Regions from separate parts of the Homo sapiens genome. Here region 1 is linked to region 2. Evidence: read pairs that join two places in POLR2A ChIA-PET (ENCODE). Cell type or tissue: MCF 10A. All regions are shown on one strand.

Region 1 (8,000 bases), 190 kb after region 2:
TCCTCCACTGCCTCCCACAGGCCAGGCAGGTGTGGTTCCAGCCCGTCAGCCAGAAGCAGGACCAGAGAGGCATGTACAGGAGCCAGCTTTGTGGTGGGATCACTTATCTCACCTGTAAAATGGAAAAATAATATCTTCCCTAATTACCTTGACAAAGAAATGATAATGTAGGAAAATTCAATGGCCCCAAAGGGCTTTCACGAAGCATCAGAAGAAACAGATCCTATCATCCACTGACCCAACCCATTCATTTAAAACATGTTTGCCCTGTACTTGTAGGGGGGCCAGGCCCTGTGCTAGACACCCAGGGATTCCCCGAGAAGACAGCCCCTGACCCGGAGCTGGGGAATCCTGTGGTGGCCCAGAGGAAGAACCAAGGATCCTTGCCTGGTGGGGAGGGTGGGTGGCCAGGGAATGTTCCGTGAAGGTGGGGATTTGAGATGAGCTTGGAGACCATGACTGGGGGTCTCCAGGCTTGGAGAGAAATGGATGATGGAGAGAACACCAGTGAGGCAAACGCCGTGGGATGGAGGGTGCTGGAGGGAGGGCAGAGGAGGACAAGTGGAGGAAACAGAGAACGCCGCGGCTTATTCCCACCATGGACAAGCGGGCCACAGTGGAGACAGTGTGGGGCCACAGTGTGAGGTGCTCTCGAGACAGCACCGGGGAGTGGGGCAGAGCAGAGCTGGCTGGCTGTGGGGCTGGGGCTGGGGAGCCAGGCACAGGGAGCTCAGAAGGGTCTCATGCGAGTGACTGAGGGGGTCTGAGCTGCACCGACGGAAGCTTTCTCAGCGCTCAACCAGACTGCCCAGGGATCCCACAGGAGGGGAGGGGAGGGGAGAGGGAAGAGCCAGGAGGGCTGAGGACAGGCACTTAGGTGGGTGGCCATGGGCCGGGACCTCAAGGGGAGGCCTTGGGTGAGATGACCCCCAAGGATTTAGATTCTTTATTCCTTGATTTTGTTGTTGCTGTTAGAAACAGGCTCTGGAGTACAGTAGTGTGATCATGGCTCACTGTAGACTCTACCTCCCAGGCTCAAGTGATGCTTCTGCCTCAGCCTCCTGAGTAGCTAGGACTATGGGCCTGGGCCACCACACCTGGCTCATTTTATCTTTTATTTTTGTAGAGACGGGGGTTTTGTTATGCATAGCATAGCAATATGAAAGTCAAAACAACCTAGAAGATCCTGGGTCCATTACTGGCCAAATAAATCCAAAATAAACAAATTCATACCTCTATCAATTACATAGTGGAGGCCACAGTATTGTAGGGGAAGGCCTGTCTTTTTCTCTCTGTCATGCACACACACACACATACACACACACATGCTCTAACACAACTCCGCTACCTTCAGAGAGCAGCCTGCCTTTTCCCTTTCATGGTGCCGGCTCCCTTGTGCGCAAGCTAAATGAGCTTTCTCTTTCTCTTTGCTGCTGTGTCTGCTGACCTCTCTTGAATTTTATTTTATTTTATTTTATTTTATTTTATTTTATTTTATTTTATTTTATTTTTTGAGACAGAGTCTCACTCTGTCACCCAGGCTGGAGTGTAGTGGTGCAATCTCAGCTCACTGCAACCTCCGCACCCTGGGTTCAAGCGATTCTCCTGCCTCAGCCTCCCTACTAGCTGGGATTACAGCCACACACCACCAGAGCTGGCTAATTTCCTTTTTTTTTTTTTTTTTTTTTTTGAGATGGAGTTTCGCTCTTGTCGCCCAGGCTGGAGTGCAATGGCGTGATCTAGGCTCACCACAACCTCCGCCTCCCGCGTTCAAGCAATTCTCCTGCCTCAGCCTCCTAAATTGCTGGGATTACAGGCATGCGCCACCACGCCCCACTAATTTTGTATTTTTAGTAGAGATAGGGTTTCTCCATGTTGGTCAGGCTGGTCTTGGACTCCTGACCTCAAATGATCTGCCTTCCTTGGCCTCCCAAATGCTACAATTACAGGCGTGAACCACCATGCCCAGCCACCTCTCTTGATTTCTATCCTGGGAGATTGCAAGAGCCCAATGCACCAATAACAGAGCCGTCGGCAAACCTCTTCACCTGCACGTCCAGCTCCACCACCATCCTGCCAGGTCCTCTCCACTCCTGTCTGATTGAGAATCTTATTGTCTCCCTACCACCCCTGACAAGATCTGCCTCCTGTTGGATTGTTCTAGTTAACAGCAGGGCTGGCTTTGCAGGCTCACTACTAATCATGAGGACCTTAAAATTATCCTGTTAACTAAAAATAAACGACAACAAAAAAAGGTCTTACAAAAATAGGTCAGTGTTTGGGGGCTCAGCCCAAATCTTCTGGGTCTTCTCCAGGAGGAAGACTAGGTTGCAGGGTGGTCTTGAGGATGGGTCTCAGTTTTCCCATCCCTGTATTGGGAGGTAATAATCTCTGCCTGCCTTACCCCTGAATATGAGGGTGGACCAAAGGCCTTCTGCCTCTTCTTCCAACTCTGAGGATGCCGGGCTCTGAATCATATATTTACAACTTTTCAATAACTTATGTGACCCTTTATGACGAAGGCCCACGCTGGTCAGGTTGCTGTATACTTCCACATCCCCCGCCTAACTTTTATTGATAGGAGTTCCTTTGATTTTCCATAAAGATAGTGATTGATGCCAAAGTCAGTGATTGCCAGGGAGTCCCTGTCGGGGAGGAGGGACCAAAGGACAGCTGGCTCAGCTCCCCTGAGCTGGGGAGGTAGCGGCCCCGATTCCCACTCGTCAGATGAGACCTTGAGAAGGACGGAAGGTCACAGTGATAAAGGGATGCTGTCCAGAGTAACTGATGCACAGCACTGCTCTGCACAGAATTTCATGCCCATGCTGGATGGCAGCCCGGGCGGGGAGGATCTCCCCTTTAAAAATGAGGACCCTGGGGTTGACAGGTTTTAAGTGGCATATCATAAAGCGTTCCTGCCACATCACCCCTGGGGTGTGAGGTTGGGCCTGACTCCATAGAACTGAATGGGCTTTAGCCACAGAGACCCGTTCAGGAATCTATTTGTCTGTGGACAGTGGATAAAGATGGTCATGAGCAACACTGATTTCAAGGGAAACTTTGTCTCTGGCCACAAATAAACGGTTGCTGCTTCGTTTGGCTCACAGACTGCATTGCCCTGGGCCAATGTTTCGTTTTTGTTTTTTTTTTGTGGAAAGTGGGGGAGGTGGGTGGTGACATTTTCAGCTGCTGTTTTCATGCGTCATTCTTAGTCACTGTGGGCAGCTCAGAAGCCAGCACGAGCCTTCCCACCACCTGGGGCTGGGGGTTCCCAATTTCATGGTGCTGACGCTACCTGCAGAAGAAAGTGACAAACACGTGTCCCTCCTCCAGATCCCATGAAGAGGGGGCCATACGGCCCCTCCTAAATTAAAGACAGACACACGTAGGGTAGGCTCAGTGGCAGAGCCAACCCCGTCGTGACACCTGACCTCTTTGGAGATTATGATCTAGCTCCTTGCACCATCTGGAACATTCCCAATGCTAGAATAGCAAAGATGGGCCCTGAACATTCAAAATAGATGCCGAGAACCCAAACCTGGAGCTTCATGCCTATGCCTCATGAGCAAGCCCCTCGGGGCCCTACTCCAAGGCATTTGCTTTTGTTTTAGATATAACTTAACCCCGAGTCTCTCACAAATGACACATTCAAAGCAACAAATTCCTAATGTGTTACCCCTGCACACTTGCTGAAGAAAATATTAAATCATCCAGTGGGTTATTATTATTATTGAGATGGAGTCTCGCTCTGTCACCCAGGCTGGAGTACAGTGGCGTGATCTCGGCTCACTGCAAGCTCCGCCTCCCGGGTTCACACCATTCTCCTGCCTCAGCCTCCTGAGTAGCTGGGACTACAGGCGCCCGCCACCACGCACAGCTAATTTTTTTTTTGTATTTTTAGTAGAGACAGGGTTTCCTCGTGTTAGCCAGGATGGTCTCAATCTCCTGACCTCGTGATCCGCCCGCCTCAGCCTCCCAAAGTGCTGGGGTTACAGGCGTGAGCCACCGCACCGGGCCTCCAGTGGGTAATCATTGTAGATGAATCTTAAGGTACCTTCCAACCCCAGTATTCCAAATTTTCAGTCTTCAGCAGAGATCATGATGAAAGAAATGACATAAAGGATGTAGTTCCAGATTTCATTTCCCAACACCAAGCAAGCATTTCCACAAATATTATTTTAGTTTCAGGAGCATATAAGCTGCTTTATGGTATCTCTCCCTGTTTTTCCTTTTTTTTCAGAGGGGCAGCTTGGCTCCGTGAAAGGAGAGCCCTGGACTGAGGTGCCCCATGGGATGGATGCGGCGTGACTTTGTAGATGGCACCGCACTGTGGTGGTTTGTCTTCTCTCCTGTGGCGTCGAGATCCACTCACTCACCAGCATTTATTGAGCAATTTCTGTGTGTCGGGAGCCATTCTAGACCCCAAGGGGATTGGTGAGAAACAGGACAGACATGCTCTCTGCCTCACTGAGTGTCTTTTTCCTCTAGAAAGATGATGATGAGGCCAGGCATGGTGGCTCACGCCTGTAATCCCAACAGTTTGGGAGGTGTGGTGGCAAGCACCTGTGGTCCCAGCTACCTGAGAGGCTGAGGCAGGAGAATCGCTTGAACCCGGGAGGCGGAGCTTGCAGTGAGCCAAGATCATGCACTGCACTCCAGCCTGGGCGACAAGAGTGAAACTCCGTTTCAAAAAAGAAGGAGGAGGAGAAGAGACTACAGGCACCCACCACAACGCCTGGCTAATTTCTTTGTATTTGTAGTAGAGGCGGGGTTTCACCATGTTGGCCAGGCTGGTCTCGAACTGCTGACCTCGGGTGATCCGCCTGCTTCGGCCTCCCAAAGTGCAAGACGGTAAATCTTATATGTCTTTTACCACAGTAAAAAATTTGGGCCTGGGTGACAGAGTGAGACCCTGTCTCCAAAACCAACATTTTTTTGAGAAGCGTATTATACTCTGGTGAGGAGACAGGCCACCATGAAGGGGAATAGTGCAGGAAGCAAGTCTGGTTCCTTCCAGCAAGTTCCATCTGGATCAGCTCATGCCCTAGCCCCGACATGAAAGGCTTAGGTGTGGTGTCTCCTGCACTCACTCCCCCAGGCTTCCCAACTCACAGTGCCCCCTCCTCCCCACTTAGCTGGTACCCCAGGGGAGTACCCTGTGTTGGGTGCTAATGGTTCCAGGGTTACAGAGGAGAATCAGGAGCTTATGGCTACATGTGTGGGCGGCAGGGAAGGTGTTGGCTTTGACCCATGCAATGAGCTGGGAAGGCATAAGAAGGCACTTTCCCAAATACATCTGCTTTCCAACTCCCAAACTTCCATCATTGGAGAATTTCTCCCTGTCCCTGTTAAAATGCAGATGCTCCTAAAAGGAACCATCTACAGTCACCAATTTCCAGAGGCAGTTTATTATTTCTCTTTTCAGCAAGACTGCTCTCTTTGAAACTAGTTCCTTAAAGGGAAGGAGGGTGTGGAGAGGGAACACAGGCATGTGATGCTGTGGGGAAGCGGGAGCCCTGCTCTGGCTCAGGCCTTCAGCAGCCCCGTTAAAAAACAGTGCACAGGCCAGGTGCAGTGGCTCATGCCTGTAATTCCAGCACTTTGGAAGGCCAACTAAGGCAGGCGGATCACCTGAGGTCAGGAGTTCAAGACCAGCCTGGCCAACATGGTGAAACCCCGTCTCTACTAAAAAGACAAAAATCAGCCAGGTGTGGTGGCGTGCATCTGTAACCCCAGCTTCTAGAGAGGCTGAGGCAAGAGAATTGCTTGAACCCAGGAGGTGGAGGTTGCAGTGAGCCAAGATCTTGCCACTACAATCCAACTTGGGTGACAGAGCAAGACTCTGTCTCAAAACAAACAAACAAACAAAAACAGTGCACAGGCCGGGCGCAGTGACTCACACCTGTAATCCCACTGCACTCCAACCCAGGTGACAGAGTGAGACTCTGTCTCAAAAAAAAAAAAGACCAAAAAAACCACAAACAAACAAAAACCAGTGCACCAACCTCCTGATGGGCTGCCTAGCTCCAGTCTCTTCCCAGCTAATCTGTTCTCCAGGCCATTCCCAGACTTTTTCAAAATATTACTTTATTTTTCATTATTATAAAAGTTATATGGGCTCATTAAAATAAATTCAAATAATACTAAAAAAGAAACGATATTACTCAAAATTCAACTTCTTCCAGACTTTTTAATAATCATTCATATATAGATATTGTACCAATTAGCAATTGCCACAAAAAAAAACCTATGTAACAAACCATCCTAGAACTTAGTGGCTTCAAACAATCATGTGTTTTTATGAGCTGCAGATTGTCATAGTTTGGCTGACGGAGGCTGGGCTCAGTGGATGCCTCTGCTGATCTTGGCTGGGCTTACTCATTCCTTTGGGAATTGGCTTAGGGTTGGCTGATTGGGGCTGGTCTTGGCTGGTGACTTAATTCTGCATATCCCTCATCCACCTCCTGAGACCAGTGGGTAGCATAAGAATTTTCTTCTCAACAGCAAAAGAGACCAACTGAAACCACTCCCAGAACTGGTACATCCATCACTTCTGTCTCATCCTATGGATAAAGTAAATAATGTGGCTAACCCCATGTATTGGTCCATTTTCATACTACTATGAAAAAAATACCTGAGACTGGGCAATTTATAAAGAAAAAGAGGTTTAATGGACTTATACTTCCACATGGCTGAGGAGGCCTCACAATCATGGTGGAAGGTGAAGGAGGAGCAAAGACATGTCTTACACGGCAGCAGGCAAGAGGGCGTGTGCAGGGGAGCTGCCCTTTATAAAACCATCAGATCTCTGGAGTCTTATTCACTAATCACAAGAACAGCACGGGGAAAAAACCAGTCCCGTGATTCAGTTACCTCCCACTAGGTCCCTTCCATGACATGTGGGGATTATGGGAGCTACAATTCAAGATGAGATTTGGGTGGGGACATAGCCAAACCACATCACCCAAGTCAAGAGACAAGGAAGTACACCTCACCCACAGCTGGAGGGCACTGGAGATTACAAGGAGAGGAGCAGGGATCCAGGAAAGGATGAAGACCTGGGCCAGTTATGTAATCCACCTCAGATATGGTGGATCTTTTTGAAATAAAAGCATATTCATGTTATATACACTATTTCTCAAGCTACATTTTTTTCCCACATAATGGATTGTAGACATCTTTTCAGGTCAAAAACAGTTGTTTTACATTGTTATTTTTAATGGTTGAGGAGAATTTTGATACATGGATGTGTTTTAATTTATTTAATCACAGAGTTATAGTTCATAACCTCAGGCCTGATCACATAACTGTCCAACTTACAACCTTTCAAGGGCCCAACACTGGATGAAGTCCAAATCTACTGTCTAAAAATCATGGTCCTTCTCAGTCTGATCTCAAATAGCTGTTCTTATTTCGTCTCCTCCTCACTCCTTCCCACTCATCCCTCTGAAGCTATACAGTAGGTGACACTCCATTTTTCCCCACTGTCCAGGTTAAGATAATGCCTATGACTGTAACAGATGACCCCATATCTCAGAAGCTCAACACAACAGAAATTGAGACCTCATTTCTGCTCACATAAAGGAGTATCTGTAGCAGCACGGGGAGGAGAGCTCTGCTCCAGGCAGTCATTCAGGGACACAACGGACCTTTAACAAGATCATCTCAGACATCAACATTCAACCAGCAGATGAGGGGAAAGAGAGAAGAAAGGATCTCACCAGAGGGGTCAGGCCCAGACACAGAAGTGGTATATTCCATTAGCCCACTTTCCATGAGCCATGATTCAGGAATATGCTGGAATACCTGCAAAGGAGCTGGCAAAGGTATGGGACCTGTGCTCAGCTATCCAGGCACTTTGCATGGTAAGTGCATCTGTTCATCTGCCTGGGATACCTCTCCTTCACTCCAGCTTTCAGTCTGCTCAAAGGTTTGCCATGGGAGACCCTCCCTGCTCTGGGCTGAGTCAGGGGCTCTCTCTGGGCGCCCACGGCAGATAG
Region 2 (8,000 bases):
GGGGAGGCCGAGGCAGGCGCATCACTTGAGGTCAGGAGTTTGAGACCAGCCTGATCCAACATGGTGAAAGCCTGTCTCCACAAAAAAAAAAGAAAAAAAAAATTTATCCAGGTGTAGTGGCACACACCTGTAATCCCAGCTACTTGGGAGGCCGAAGCAGGAGAATTGCTTGAACTGGGAAGACAGGTTGCAGTGAGCCAAGATGGCGCCATTGCACTCCAGCCTGGGCAACAAGAGCAAAACTCCATCTCAAAAAAAAAAAAAAACAAAAAAACACACCAACCAACAAGTATTCACCAAGTTCCCGCTGCAGGTGCATGTATGAACACGTATGCACATGCATGCCCATGCTACTGTATACCCACATCCTCCAACACACCAACCACCCTCCGAGACTTGCACAGAGTTGCTGGTGAACACTGGGTGCTCTACAAACACCCACTGCCAAGACACAAGACTCCCCACTGTGATCATTCCTGTTGGCTTCTTAATAAAAGCCATTATTCCATGAAATCAAGCTGTTGTTCAGTCATTTGAATGGACAAGGAATTCCCTTGAAATGAATATTTCAACCGAGCCTGGTGGCTGCCATCTCCTTCGTGCCTGCATGGGGTGTTGACCTATCGGTGCACCGCGGGCACCTCACACTCCAGGGCAAGCTGGAGAGGGTTCTGCTTTCTCCCAACCAGCCTCCAACTCCGATTCTGTCTGACGTCCAGGTGGCAGCACCATGCCCCTGAGGCCCGGTCATTCCTTTACCAATGGCGGGGATGAGTCGCGAGGGTGCCAGTCTGGTGGGGAGCCACTAGCTGAATCCATTTTCCTTCTAGGAGAGAGGGCGGCTCAGTAGCAGCTCGGTGCTGGTGGGCGCTGAGCTGGCCCTGCCTTCAGAACATGGATGGTGCAGGGTCATGGGCATGGGGACAGAGATAGGGAGGGTTGCAGAGTGGCCGTTACACCCCCTGGTAAGCCTCGTGCCATCCCAGCTGCGGATGGAGTCCCCAAATGACACCCCTCTTCTCTGCCCAAGCTGAGAACCTACCTCAGACACATGGTATATTACTGACCACGAATCCCTATGTTCTGCAGCAATCTCAATCCTTACCTCCTCAGAAGAAAGAGTTCGACTGGCCGGGCTCGGCGACTCACGCCTGTAATCCCAGCACTTTGGGAGGCCAAGGCGGGTGGATTACCTGAGGTCAGGAGTTCGAGACCAGCCTGGCCAACATGATGAAACCCTGTGTCTACTAAAAATACAAAAATTAGCCAGGTGGGGGGCAGGGGGACGGGGGGCGGCGGGGGTGGGCACCTGTAGTCCCAGCTACTTGGGAGGCGGAGGCAGGAGAATCACTTGAACCTGGGAGGCGGAGGTTGCAGTGAGACGAGATTGCGCCACTGTACTCCAGCTTGAGTGACAAGTGAGACTGTCTCAAGAAAAAAAAAGGTTTTATGTGTTGGCAGGCATCTGAGGTCTGTGTGCCTTCTCCCGATTCCTCCCTTGGGGTGGGCTGTCCGCATGCACAGAGGCCCGCCAGCACTTTGGAGGGGAGCACGCACAGTGTTTACCGGAGCTGTGTGCGTGCTCGCCTGGGTGTTTTCCCCTTACCCGTCGAGCGCTCCTGTAGCAGGACGAGCCGCAGACAAAACTCCTCAGACACCAGACTAAAGAAGGACGAGGTTTTTTATCCAGCCTGGAACGCCGACAGACTCGCGTCTTAAGAGCCGACCTCGCCGAAGACACCGTTCCTGGCCCTTTTAAGGGCTTACAACTCTAAGGGGTTCCACGTGAACGGGTCGTGATGGATTGAGAGCACGTGTGGTTAGAGGTCGGGGGGTAATCTTTTAACCTCAGGCCGGGTCATCGGTGGCACCGGCTGGTCTTGCCACTGACTTCATTCCTGTTGTTTTTCAACGTTTACTTCCTCCTCCTCTTCAGAGACAGGAGACAGTAAGAGAAGTGGCTTCTCTCCTCGTTCCCATGAGGTCAAACACAAGTTAAATTCCACCATTTTGCCTCCTAGTGCTCGTGTGTGAACTCGCTCGCCCAACTCCTGAGATCTTTGTCGGGGGAAGCTTATTACCATGGCACCAGCTTCAGGTGATTCTATTCAGAGGCTGCGTTCCCTGGTTCTGGCTGCAAACAATTACAATTATAGAGAAACAGTAACAACTGCCTGCCATCACGTGGCCACCTGACTCTCCTAGTGGGGGTGGGGGGAGCCCTCCCCTGCCCCGCTCCCGTCTGACTAGCTACTACTGTAACAAATTGAGAAAGCGGTCTTTCAGGAGGCCCACAGGTGGAAACTGAAGTTTCCCTACAGCTGCCCAGAGGCCCTGATCTGTGGATGAGGGCCTTTGCTAACTGGTCACTGTGATTCAGACGGACTCACCGCCCGGTCACTGGCCCTGCAGACAGCTGGCTCTTGAGGACTGGCACAGCTAACCAGGCCTGGCTTCCTCTCTGGGGAGTGACAGTCAGAATATTCTCTACTCTTCCCATGGGAGGAGGCATGGGGAGGCCAGGAATATTAATCCTACTGGATGAGTTTCTCCTGTGAGGACACTGGAGTAGGTCTGTGTGCCCTCTGATATTCTCATTCCTAGTGTGCACATGAGAATCCAGAGGCCCCCCACAGAACAGTAAGAGAACACACCTGAAGTCACACAGCTAGTGAGTGGCAGAGCTGGGATTTGAACCAGGGCAACCCCATGTTTTTCCACGGAGCTGTGGGAGCCAAAGGGAGACACCTGGGCCTTGGGCTTCCCATCTATACAGTGGGTTTTGTTTTTCGTCTGTTTGTTTTGAGACAGAGTCTCGCTCTAACCCCCAGGCTGGACTGCAGTGGCACAATCTCGGCTCACTGCAAACTCCACCTCCTGGGTTCAAGCGACTCTCCTGCTTCAGCCTCCCAAGTAGCTGGGATTACAAACACACACCACCATGCCCAGTGAATATTTTTTATTTTAGTATAGATGGGGTTCCACCATGTTGCCCAGGCTGGTCTCAAACTCCTGAGCTCAGGCAATCCACCCAACTCGGCCTCCCGGAGTGCTAGGATTACAGGCATGAGCCACTGCACCTGGCCCTACAATGGGTTTTTACACTGCCTACTCCCAGCTCTGAGAACGCCAGTCAGAGACCAAAAATCCTGAGCTAGGATCAGCCCCACCTTTTGCAGTGACTCAGCAAGTTTAATCCACACTGGGTTGTCAGCTGTCACCATCAGCCCACGTTTAGGCAGGAAACAGAGATGCATGGCGGTGCCCCTGGCAGCCTCTGCACTGAAGTCCTTTGAGAGGCTCCAGGTCCCTGCTCACCCCCCACCAGCCCTCATCCAGCTTAGAGCAGGAGGACTGCACCTCATGCCCTCACTGCTTCAGGGCTCCAGGGAGCAGGACTACAGGCACCCAGCCCTGAGCCCTATCCTTCGGAGGAACCACCAGGGCCTGTGGGCCTCAGTGAGGCTTTCTGGACTCCTCTTCCCCTTTCCCCTCCCGGCTCCTTCTTCCCCACTGGTCTCTTGTCCAATGCCTGGCTACGCCTTCCTCCTCCCTTCATTCATGTTTTTACTCCCTCCCGCACCTTCACCATACATGATCTGTTTTTCTGTTCTTTTTAGCTCTCACTCCTAGCTAACCTAGGCCAGAATGATTCTTTTATGCATCTTGAAAGTTGATTATTGTTTTATTTCTTTTCTACTCTGCTACAAAGTCTTTTTTTCCTTTTTCTTGAAATGGAGTTTCACTCCATCGCCCAGGCTGGAGTGCAGTGGTGCAATCTTGGCTTACTACAACCTCCGCCTCCCAGATTCAAGTGGTTCTCCTGCCTCAGCATCTCTAGTAGCTGGGATTACAGGCGCCCGCCACCACGCCTGGCTTTTTTTTTTTTTTTTTTGTAATTTTAGTAGAGACGGGGTTTCACCATGTTGGCCAGGCTGGTCTCGAACTCCTGACCTCAGGTGATCCACCCACCTCGGCCTCCCAAAGTGTTGGGATTATAGGCGTAAGCCACCGCGCCTGGCCTAAAGCCTTTTTCTTTTGATTCACTCATTCATTCTTTTTTTTAAAAACTGCAACCTTCCAGCTCTGACCAAACACATCCAGGCACAAGGCACCCAGACCAGGCCTGAGTGGGATCCCCAAGAATGGCTCGATTTGGAGCCCGAGGCAATCAGCCACCTGTCTCCCTGGCCACAGCCTCTGGAAAAGCCACACCTAGCATCTGCACCCCCTCCCCAGGAAGGTGTCTTGTGCTCACACAATTCAGAACAACCCTAAAATGGTCTCAGAATTCTGTTGCCAGGGAAAAAAAAAAAAACTGAAATAAAAATGATGGCTCCCTGAAGAGCCCACCATTGTGAGCACCAGAATTAACAATGACATTAAATCAAATCTCATGCATTATGCAGAGAGGTTTACAGCAAAATGCACGTCTGTGAAATATATGTTTCAAATTTCCTGACTCCAAGAGGTGGCCCCAAGATGTTCTCCTGTGGCTTCTTTGATAACAGTTTCCCTGTCACAAACGTTAATTGTGGAATCCTAGCTTAGCACTGCGTGGCCTCATCACCCTTCCCTTGTATCAAAGCACAATTTCCTGATCATTTCCACAGCAAAAGAAAGTGATTACAGAGATAATGTGGTGGAAGCACATCAGCACATTTCAGCTTAAAACAATGAAATGCGGTGCTGAAATGAGGACTCCAGGGTGTCTCTATTGACAGGACGCACAGAATAAATTGTCCAAACATTCACCTTTGCAGTAACGACAGAGATTTTTAAGTGACTCCAGAGATTAGGCGGGCTGCCCAGAACTTGTAACTGACATCCACAATGAATTATTGAATTCTGTTGAGGCATAAAAGTCTGTAGCAAACCAAGTAGTCAGTCTACCCTGAAGAAGGCCAGCCTGCTGTCACTGGAGGGGCAAAGACTGGGCACCCCACTTCTGGTACCATTTGCAGCTGTGTGACCATTGGCAAGTCATTTAGCCCAGGACGGGGAGTTGAAAGTCACAAGGCTCAGCTTGGGTGTTTGTCCTACATGGTGGGCATATGACCTGTGTAAGTTCTCTGAGCTTTTTCTCTTTGTGTGATGGGGAAGGTCAGCATCCACCCTGCAATACCCTGTGTGCTCCCAAGCACCTGCTTTGTGCCAGGCAGTGAAAGTCTCATAATTACAGAGAAGAGCACAGTACATTTCCTGCCCTCAAAGGGCTTCCTCAATAGCTGGGGAGAATGTAAGAAAGTAAATGCGGCCGGGCGCGGTGGCTCACGCTTGTAATCCCAGCACTTTGGAAGGCTGAGGCGGGCGGATCACGAGGTCAGGAGATCGAGACCATCCTGGCTAACACGGTGAAACCCTGTCTCTACTAAAAATACAAAAAAATTATCCAGGCGTGATGGCGGGCGCCTGTAGTCCCAGCTACTTGGGAGGCTGAGGCAGGAGAATGGCGTGAACCCAGGAGGCGGAGGTTGCAGTGAGCTGAGATTGCGCCACTGCACTCCCGCCTGGGCCACAGAGCGAGACTCCATCTCAAAAAAAAAAAAAAAAAAAAAAGAAAGAAAGTAAATGCGCAATTAACTGTTTTTAAGAACTAAAGCAGTATGTGCAGGGCACAGGGAGGTGCAGGATAGGAGACAGAAGAGACAAGAGAGTCGTAAACACCTCCTGGTTTTTGGCTTGAGATATGTGGGCAACTAAGGGTGATCGTCCCTGGAATGGCAGGAGTATGGGAGAAAGAGCAGGTTCTGCTGTTGATTTTTTAAAATTTATTATTTTATTATTATTATTTTTGAGATTGAGTCTCACTCTGTCACCCAGGCTGGAGTGCAGTGGTGCAATCTCTGTTCACTGCAGCCCTTTTGGGTTCAAGCGATTCTCCTACCTCAGCCTCCCTAGTAGCTGGAATTACAGGCACACACCACTATGCCTGGGTAATTCTCGTATTTTTAGTAGAGACAGGGTTTCACCACGTTGGCCAGGCTGGGCTCAAACTCCTGACCTCAAGTGATCTTCCTGTCTCAGCCTCCCAAAGTGCTGGGATTACAGGCGTGAGCCACTGTGCCCAGCCTCTCTGCTGTTGATTTGATATCAAAAAGCTTTACTTTTTTGTTAGAATAACAATAACTTACTGTTTAGGGGAAAAAAGAAAAAAAAAAAAAAACAATGACAGAAGGTATACAAGCTGTGCCTGTAGTCCCAGCTCCTTTGGAGGCTGAAATGGGAGGACTGCTTGAGTCCAGGAGGTTGATGCTGCAATGAGCCGAGATCATGATCATGCCACTGAACTCCAGCCTGGGTGACAGTGAGACCCTGTCTTAAAAACAACACACACACACACACACACACACACACACACACACACACACGCCAAGAAAAGAAAAATCACTTGAAATGTGACTATCTATGAATCCTATTCTTAATATTTTGAGAAATGGGCACTCTCGTATACTGCTGGTCACAATGCAAATAGTACAGTCACTTTAGAGAGCGATTTAGCAAGCTGGTGAAGTTCAAGCATTGTTAAGTCTAGATAATAACCAAGAAAGTAGGTATAATAACATCACCGCAGCACGGCTGTCAGAGAAAATAATTAGATGCAGCCTAAATATCCATCAGTAGCAGAAATGACAAATAAATTGGGTGATGTATTCACAAGATTGAAGAGTGTCCTGCAGTTAAACTGAACAAAATAGGAGTGAATTTATCAATATAGATAGATCTCAAAATATTGCATTAGGAAGGAAAAAAGCTACAGAACAATAAAGATAGCATGGCATCATATGTGTAAAAATTTTAAGCTACCAAGACAATCCTATATGTTGTTCATGGATTGAATAATATTATATACATTGACATATATACACACACACACACACACACACAATGTCCTATATATATACACATGACCTATACATATATATATATATATATATGTGTATATATATATACAAGAAGAATTTTTAAAAAGTAGCTGGGAAGGAGATATACCAAACTCTTCATAGAAGAAAGGAACAAGAGGGTCTTTACCTACAGCTATATATTTAAAAAATTTAATATTAGGGCTTACAGTATCAACCTTAAGTAAACTGAAAGGTAATGATGTATATTATGATGCAAGGATCAACTACCAAAAAATAATGTAAAAAGATATAGCTGGCTGGGTGTGGTGGCTCACGCCTATAATCCCAGCACTTTGGGAGGCCAAGGTCGGCAGATCACCTGAGGTCAGGAGTTTTGAGACCAACGTGGCCAACATGGTGAAACCCCGTCTCTACAAAAATACAAAAATTAGCTGGGCATGATGGTGGGTGCCTGTAATCCCAGCTACTTGGGAGGCTGAGGCAGGAGACTCGCTTGAACCCGGGAGGCGGAAGTTGCAGTGAGCCACGATCGCTAGTGCACTCCAGCATGGGCGACGGAGACAGACTCTGTCTCAAACAAACAAAAGAAGATATAGCTAACAAAAAAATTAAAAGTGAATTATTAAAAATATTTTTTAGGCTGGGCGTGGTGGCTCATGCCTGTAATCCTAGCTCTTTGGGAGGCCGAGGCGGGTGGATCACGAGGTCAGGAGATCAAGACCATACTGGCCAACATGGTGAAACCCCATCTCTACTAAAAATACAAAAATTAGCCAGGCGTGGTGGTGCACACCTGTAGTCCCAGCTACTCGGGAGGCTGACGCAGAAGAATTGCTTGAACCTGGGAGGCAGAGGTTGCAGTGAGCCAAGATCGCACCATTGCACTCCAGCCTGGCGACAGAGCAAGACTCCATCTCAAAAAAAAAAAAAAAAATTTAAACCAAAAAAAGCCAAGATAAACAGTGGAACAAGAAACCAAATGGGACAAACAGGAAACAAATAATAAAGTTACCAACTGCATCAATAATTATCTCTAATATTCATGGACTAAACTTTAAAATTAAGGGGCAGATGTCAAAATGGATATAAAAGCAAGAACTAACTACATTCACTTTAAATATAGACAGGTTGAAG

Evidence for each region. ChIA-PET counts read pairs that join two places held together with the same protein. Peaks named below come from ENCODE experiments on the same cell type or tissue, not always from the same donor. Only the 100,000 strongest peaks of a DNase experiment are listed, where the experiment ranks them.
Region 1: POLR2A ChIA-PET joins it to region 2 with 5 read pairs; 2 of 35 experiments call an interaction of 5 or more read pairs at or near these places.

What each region holds. Positions count from the first base shown.
Region 1 is chr22:45,061,547-45,069,546 of GRCh38, forward strand. No RefSeq gene overlaps it. Among named protein-coding and RNA genes, the nearest start is that of PHF21B, 56 kb to the left of the region's middle. In MCF 10A, no CTCF peak of the experiment used is centred here; a DNase peak (open chromatin) is centred at 3,175.
Region 2 is chr22:44,867,033-44,875,032 of GRCh38, forward strand. LOC124905133 (a long non-coding RNA gene) reads right to left here and starts at 1,210. Exons shown (of 4, transcript XR_007068129.1): 1 at 1-1,210. RefSeq lists enhancers at 304-1,216, 1,172-2,371, 1,217-2,128, 3,041-3,952. In MCF 10A, no CTCF peak of the experiment used is centred here; a DNase peak (open chromatin) is centred at 3,149.